Linked DNA regions of Homo sapiens: region 2 is linked to region 1. Evidence: read pairs that join two places in POLR2A ChIA-PET (ENCODE). Cell type or tissue: GM12878. All regions are shown on one strand.

Region 1 (4,000 bases):
ATATGTATACATGTGCCATGTTGGTGTGCTGCACCGATTAACTCGTCATTTAGCATTAGGTATATCTCCTAATGCTGTCCCTCCCCGCTCCCCCCACCCCACGACAGTCCCCGGTGTGTGATGTTCCCCTTCCTGTGTCCATGTGTTCTCATTGTTCAATTCCCACCTATGAGTGAGAACATGCGGTGTTTGGTTTTTTGTCCTTGTGATAGTTTGCTGAGAATGATAGTCTCCAGCTTCATCCATGTCCCTACAAAGGACATGAACTCATCATTTTTTATGGCTGCATAGTATTCCATGGTGTATATGTGCCACATTTTCTTAATCCAGTCTATCATTGTTGGACATTTGGGTTGGTTCCAAGTCTTTGCTATTGTGAATAGTGCCGCAATAAACATAGCTTTGTATCTGTTCCTTGGGAAGTGTCTGTTCTTAGTCTTTTGGGAAATTGTATTGGTTTGCTTTCTTTCTATTATTGATTTTTCCAAGTTCTTTATTCTGGATACAAGTTTTTCATCCAGTGTATGTCTTGTCAACATTTTTGCCCTGTCTGTGGCTTGTCATTTTCTTTAGTTTTTAAATTATTAAAATATACATGACTACTACTGTAAGACTGACTGTTGTTCTTTTTTTTTTTTTTGAGGCAGAGTCTTGCTCTGTCACCCAGGCCAGGATGCAGTGGCGCGATCATAGTTCACAGCAGCCTCTAACTCCTGGGCTCAAGTGATCCAGCTTCCTGAGTAGCTTGGAATACAGGTGTGAGCCACCACACCTGGCTAATTTTTTCTCTTTTGTAGAGATAGGGTCTCACTATGTTGTCCAGACTGGACTTGAACTTGTGACCTCAAGTGGTTCTCCCACACTGGCCTCTCAGAGGGCTGGGATTATAAGCGTGAGCCACCATGCCCTGCCGCTTGTCTGTTTTAAAGTGTTTAATTTGGTGGTTTTTAGTATATTTGTAAGGTTGTACACTCATACCTACTGTCTAATTCCAGAAGATTGTCATGGTCCCCAAAGGAAGCCCAGTTGGCCGAAGTTCCCTGTTCTCCTTTCCCCAGCCCCTGGCAGTCACTCCTCTGCTCTTTGTCTCTGGGTTTACCTGTTCTGGACGTTGTGTATCAGTGGAATCGCACCATAGGTGGCCTCTGTGCTGGCGCTTTCCTCTCAGCACGTTCTCAAGGGGCGTCTACCCTGTGGCACGGATCAGCGCTCCCTTCCACCACATGGCACGTGGTCATACCCCATTGTGTCATCAGAGCTCATTTCAGTGACCCATTCATCAGCTGTAGACATTTGGGTTGTTTCACTTTCTGGCTATTACGAACATTCAAGTACAGATATTTGTATGAGACCTTTTTTTTTCACTTCTCTTGAGTGGAAACACTGGGTTACATGGTAGCTCTTTCTTTTTTAGGAATTGCCAAACTATTTTCCATAGTAACTACACCATTTTACATTCCCACCAGCAGTATATGAAGATTCCGGTTTCTCTGAATTTTTAACCCTTATTATGATGTCTTTTTTCTTATGGTTAGCCTCGTGGGTGTGGAGTGGTATCTTAAAGTGGATTTTTTTTTTTAATGACTGCATGATTTTTCATTGGATGGATATACCATAATTTAAACAATGACTTATTGTGGGACAAAAAATTATTTCCAGTTACATTTTATGATCTTCATTGTTTATATCAGTAGTAGTTTATTTTTTTAATGGGATTTTATTTTTTATTTCAATAGTTTTTGGGGAACGTGGTGTTTGATTGCATGGAAAAGCTCTTTAGTTGTGGTTTCTGAGATTTTGGTGCACCTGTCACCTGAGCAGTGTACACTGTCCCCAGAGTCCATTATATCCCTCTTACACCTTTGTGTCCTTATAGCTTAGCTTCCACTTATAAGTGAGGATGTGAGATGTCTGGTTTTTCCATTCCTGAGTTTCTTCGCTTAGAAGAATGGTCTCCAACTCCATCCACGTTGCTGCAAATGCCATTATTTCATTCCTTTTTATGGCTGAGTAGTATTCTATGATATATATATATATATAGAGACCACATTTTCTTTATCCACTCGGTTGATGGGCATTTAGGCTGGTTCCGTATCTTTGCAGTTGCAAATTGTGCTGCTGTGAACATGCGTGTGCACGTGTCTTTTTCGTAGAATGACTTCTTTTCCTCTGTAGGATTGCTGTCTCAAACGGTAGCTCTACTTTCAGTTCTCGAAGGAATCTTTGTACTGTTTTCTGTAGTGATTGTACTAGTTTCCATTCCCACGAGCAATGTAAAAGTGTTCCTTTTTCCACCACATCCACGCCAACATCTGTTATTTTTTGACTTTTAAATTATGGCCATTCTGGCAGGATTAAGGTGGTATCTCACTGTGGTTTTGATTTGCATTTCCCTGATAATTAATGATATTTAGCATTTTTTAAATCTTATGTGCTTTTTAATTTGTATTTCTCATGGCTAACGTGTGGAAACGTCAGTGGCTGCATAGAACAGAGACACAAACATTACAGAATTAGTTCAGAAAAGTCATGAAACAAGTAAAAAACAACTACAGCTGGCAGCACCAGCAGCCAGCCCTGGCAAGGGCAGAGAATCTGATTCCAGAGTTGCCGCAAAATTCGGAAGACATGCAAGAAGCAAGAAAGTATAATTCATACATGGTGGAGAAAGCAATCAATCAGTAGAAGCAGAATATCAATAAAAAGAAACTATAAGGAGAAACCACATAGAAATTCTACAGATGAAAAGTACAGCAACTGAAATGAAAATTTGGTAGATAAGCTCACCGGCATATTTGAGCAGCAGAAGAAAGAATCAGCAAACCTGAAGATAGGTCCGTCAGGATTCTCCGGTAAGGGGAATAAAGCAGAGAGAGAAGAAAAATGAAGACAGGATACGTGCTTTCTCCACTTCTGTTCAGCATTGTGCTGGAGGCTCTACCCAGGACGTTTATGCAAGGAGAGGAAATAGAAGACATCCAGATTGGAAAGGAAGAAGAAAACTGTCTCTATTTGCAGAAGACATGATTTTATACATTAAAAAACTGAAAGAATACACATTTACAAAATTATTAGAGCTAATAAACAAGTTCAACAGAGTTGCAGGATACAAGATCAATATTTAATATTATATTTAATATAAGATAATGTTTAATATTATACGTTAGCAGTGAACAATCTGACAACAATTATTATCCCCAGAGATATTTTGTCTAATTTTCTCATTGGCATTTTGCTTTGTTTCAGATGCTACAGAAACAAGCCCAGTTTCCTTGACAGTTGCACTATTTTTATTACAAAACCTCACTAGACATTTCACATTTGAAAACTCTCAGTCGTAAATTAACCATGGCCATCAAGTCTCTGTGATCTGTGGACAGTTTTTTGTTTGCCTCTAATGCTTGTCTGGAAGTTCGGCATGCTTTAGGCTAGATGCTCGGTCTTAAGCAAAGGCCAGTCTCAGAATGAATATTAGCCAGAGATTTCCTGAGATACCTAGAACTGGTGAGTCCTTGATGAGGAGCTCCGGTGCACGCTGGGCCAGGTGGTGGCCACTCTGCCTTTGCCCTCATTTCCTGCTTGCTCAGAGCTTCAAGGTGAGCAGGAGGGAGAACCCAGGGCCTTCACAGGCCTTTCCGAGCCTGTGCGCAACATGCACGGACATGGCCCCTTAGAATCTCAGTCCCCATGGACAGCTCATTTCTTAGCTTTTCTGTGTCAGCGTTCTGGTGAGTCTTTTGTTTGCCACTGCTGTCACTCAGGCATTTGTGATGTTGAAGTGGTTGACAGACTCATTCCCCAACCAAGTTTTTGCCCTGGGAGAGATTAGGGGAGGTGAAATCAAGACAGGACTTTCTTTCTTTTCTTTTCTTTTTTTTTTTGAGACGGAGTTTTGCTCTTGTTGCCCAGTCTGGAGTGCAGTGGCACGATCTTGGCTCACTGTGACCTCCGCCTCCCAGGTTCAAGCGATTCTCTTGCCTCAGCCTCCCGAGTAGCTGGA
Region 2 (4,000 bases), 130 kb before region 1:
TTATATTGAAACTATTCCTGTCAAAATATCTGATTGACCGGAACATTCTGTCCTCTGACTATGCAGGATAAGGGTTTTTTTCAGGGCCTGTTCTTAGGTCATGAAGCTCAATGATTGTGACATCCAGCGAGAACGGCAGTGAGTGTGGTAAGTGTGCTTGGTCGTCCAGCCTGATTTCTCGGGATCGATTAATACATGGATAGAAATATGTACAGATGACCACGGCGTATCCTGGCTCTGCCGTATACAGTCCTGCGGCCCTACATTGACTCTTTAGAACGAGGGTGAGTCACGCTTCACTTGCGGCTCATCCCATGGCATTCCATACATTCCATTCGGTTCGGAAGCTCCGTGCTGTTTGTCCGCGTTGACCTGGCGATGACTCCTTGAGTGTCATTGAGGCAGGTCCAGGGCCTTTGCTGACCCTCGGGGCTCCTTCACCCCTGCCCCGAGCCTTCCCCTCTTGCCTGGGCGACTTCCATGCACCCTGGGCTCCCATCAACCCTTACCTGCAGCTGCTCGCTCATGTCAGGTCTGTTCTCTGTGTGAATACGTTGGTCAGAATTCATTGCGCTGTCACTTAAAGTTTATACTTTTTTTTTTTTGAGATGGAGTCTCGCTCTTGTTGTCCAGGCTGGAGTGCGATGGCGCGATCTCGGCTCACCGCAACCTCCTCCTCCCGGGTTCAAGCAATTCTCTTGCCTCAGCCTCCTGAGTAGCTGGGATTACAGGCATGCGTCACCACACCTGGCTAATTTTGTATTTTCAGTAGAGACGGGGTTTCTCCATGTTGGTCAGGCTGGTCTCGAACTCCCAACCTCAGGTGATCTGCCCACCTTGGCCTCCCAAAGCACTGGGATTACAGGCGTGAGCCACCGCGCCCGGCTGGTTCTGGTGATTCTTGTGCCTCAGCCTCCCCAGTAGCTGGGATTACAGGCGTGTGCCACCACACCTGGCTAATTTTTGTATTTTTAGTAGAGACGAAGTTTCGCCATGTTGGCCAGGAAGGATGATCTCAAACTCCTGACCTCATGTGATCCACTTGCTTTGGCCTCCCAAAGTGCTGGGATTACAGGGGTGATCCACCCCACTGGGCCTATTTATACATTTTGAGCAGGGTGTGGTGGCTCACACCTGTAATCCTAACACTTTGGGAGGTTAAGGCAGGAGGATCACTTCAGGCCAGGAGTTTGAGGCCAGCCTGGGCAATAGAGTGAGACCCCATCCCTATTTAAAAAAAAGATTTGTGTCTGGGCCTGGTGGTTCACGCCTGTAATCCCAGCACTTTGGGAGGCCGAGGTGGGCGGATCACCTGAGGTCAGGAATTCAAGACCAGCCTGGCCAACATGGTGAAACCCCGTCTGTACAAAAATCCAATAATTAGCTGGGCATAATGGCGAGTGCCTGTAATCCCAGCTACTCGGGAGGCTGAGGTGGGAGAATTGCGTTAACCTGGGAGGCAGAGGTTGTAGAGGTTGTAGTGAGCCGAGATGGTGCCGCGCTGCAGCCTGGTTGACAGAACAAGACTCCAGCTCAAAAAAAAAAAAAAAAAAAAATTTGTTCATTTTATGGTGATTAAATTATGCCCCACAGTATTGTTTGCATTAGGGACAAAACCTTCTGCCCCATTTCGCTCCCTTCCATGACCCTTTTTTTTTTTTTTTTTTTTTTGAGACAGAGTCTCACTCTGTTGCCCAGGCTGGAGTGCAGTGGTGCCATCTAGCCTCACTGCAACCTCCATCTCCTAGGTTCAAGTGACTCCTGCCTCAGTCTCCCCCGTAGTTGGGATTACAGGCGTGTGCCACCATGCCCAGCTAATTTTTGTATTTTTAGTAGAGTCGGGGTTTTACCATGTTGACCAGGCTGGTCTCGAACTCCTGACTTCAGGTGATCCGCCCGCTGCAGCCTCCCAAAGTGCTGGGATTACAGGTGTGAGCCACCGTGACTGGCCATGACACATATTTTGGTAGTAAACTCCTGATGAGCAAACTTATTTTTATTTTTTTTACAAGTTTATTTTGTTTATATAGTTTTGTTACTTTTTTCTTTTTTTAATTCTGGCTCTCTCCAGAAAACAGAAACCTATTTTTCTTTAACCACAGTATCTAGAATACTATCTGCTATGTAGCAGAGTCTCAAATATTTGAATAGAATTACATTTTTATAAATTTTTGTATTATATTTCTTATGTGATAAGACTTGACAACACTGCAAATATGTTTTGTTACTGGTCTTTAAACTTGCTCATCCTCTCTCTCTCTCTGTCTCTCTCTCACACACACACACACGCACACATACACAATTTGCAAGGTAAAACGTGTCAATTTGAAGAAAGAGGAACTAACTGAATCACTGTTATGTAGAACAGATTTTGCCAGAATTTGTGGTTAGCAAGAAAGTGATGTGTTCCGGGTAGGGGAATTCTGTTTTGGTATTATTTTGTCTTTCCTGAGAAAAGCATCACAAAAAGAGATGTTTGCCCATCCTGTTTGCTGGGGTAGTGGGAAGAGACCGGGGGTGATGGTGGTGCTGGCTGGACGTGGGTGGTTTCACAGGACCTGCTGTGTCTGAGAGGAGCCATGCGGTGATTAGAAGCTTGGAGGCTGCAGGTAGGAGGCACAGAGCCCGAGAGTGCATGGAGAGCCTGGCTGTCGGTCTCCAGCATTGTCACTGTCACCTTTTTTTTTTTTTTTTTTTTTTTTGGAGACAAAGTTTTTGCTCTTGTTGCCCAGGCTGGAGTGCAATGGTGCGATCTCGGCACACTGCACCCTCCGCCTCCCGGGTTCAAGCGAGTCTTCTGCCTCAGCCTCCCGAGTAGCTGGGATTACACGTGTCCACCACCGCACCTGGCTAATTTTTGTATTTTTAGTAGAGATGGGGTTTCACCATGTTGGCCAGGCTGGTCTCGAACTTGGAACCTCAGTGATCCCCCCGCCTTGGCTTCCCAAAGTGCTGGGATTACAGGCGTGAGCCACTGCACCTGGTCCATTGTCATCCTCTGAGAAACTGGAGCGCGGCCACGCTCTGCATATTTCTACTATAGAATCACCAAAAAAAAAAAAATCACATAACCAGACTTAAAGGGCAGAAGTGCTTTGTGAGAAGTGTTTTTGGGAAAATATTGGCATTAAAATATCAGGTAGGGTCCCTTTTGGGAGGACTGAGGAGGGGTGTGTGTTCAGCTCCGGGAGGATCTGGTCTGCCCTTCCTGCTGTTTTCTGTTGACTGGGTGGGAGGAGGCACTTTGCTGTTTCTGTTGTGTGTAGCAGGGGTTTAATGGGGGTCTTTTTAGCTCCCTATAAGCATTTTGAAGTTTGTGTGTTATGGAAATCTGAAGTGAAATTACACAAAGTTTGATTAACCCCAGGAAGTACTGTAGGGGCCGGAGAAACTCAGGTTAGGTAATATCTTTCAAGAAGCCCAGTTACGTTATTTTCCAGGAATCTTCCAAAACCTGATTTGTGCGGGTGTCCACCAGGAGCCTGATGAGTGAGTTGTCATCAGACCCAGTAATGCGCTGTTGTTGTGTGAATTGGTGCTTTCAGAAAATTTTGTTATACAAGTGATACAACCACAATCGCAAAAATTTCATAGACAAATCACCTGTAGTTCCACCCCTTTTAACAGCCGTTGCATTTTAATATATTTCCTTTTTTCCTGTGCATTGCTTTGTATGTAGTTATCATCATAGTGAATATGCGTCTTTATAGTTAGTTCCTTTCACTTGACATTTTTCTACACTGCTAGTTTTCGTAATTTTCTACCTAGTGTCTGTATAATAGTGCATTAAGGAATATAAAGTTGTGCTTCGAAAGTGCTAATATGATAAAATTTCAGTTAAAAAAAATTTCAGTTAGAGATATTCTTGCCACATGTTTTCCAGAAAATGATTTGTTAAATGGAATCCATATTAAAATTTGTCCCGGAGGCTGGGCACGGTGGCTCACGCCTGTAATCCCAGCACTTTGGGAGGCTGAGGTGGCTGGATTACAGCCTGGCC

Evidence for each region. Peaks named below come from ENCODE experiments on the same cell type or tissue, not always from the same donor. Only the 100,000 strongest peaks of a DNase experiment are listed, where the experiment ranks them.
Region 2: POLR2A ChIA-PET joins it to region 1 with 5 read pairs; 2 of 35 experiments call an interaction of 5 or more read pairs at or near these places.

Annotation. Positions count from the first base shown.
Region 1 is chr7:2,179,853-2,183,852 of GRCh38, reverse strand. All of the region lies in intron 10 of MAD1L1 (mitotic arrest deficient 1 like 1), which reads left to right. Among named protein-coding and RNA genes, the nearest start is that of MAD1L1, 51 kb to the left of the region's middle. In GM12878, no CTCF peak of the experiment used is centred here; DNase peaks (open chromatin) are centred at 1,252 and 2,202; H3K27ac peaks cover 2,219 bases.
Region 2 is chr7:2,306,337-2,310,336 of GRCh38, reverse strand. The region is part of intron 1 of SNX8 (sorting nexin 8); the gene reads left to right. Among named protein-coding and RNA genes, the nearest start is that of SNX8, 6.1 kb to the left of the region's middle. RefSeq lists enhancers at 1-348, 349-858, 2,345-2,644. In GM12878, no CTCF peak of the experiment used is centred here; a DNase peak (open chromatin) is centred at 2,415; H3K4me3 peaks cover 2,013 bases; H3K27ac peaks cover 2,207 bases.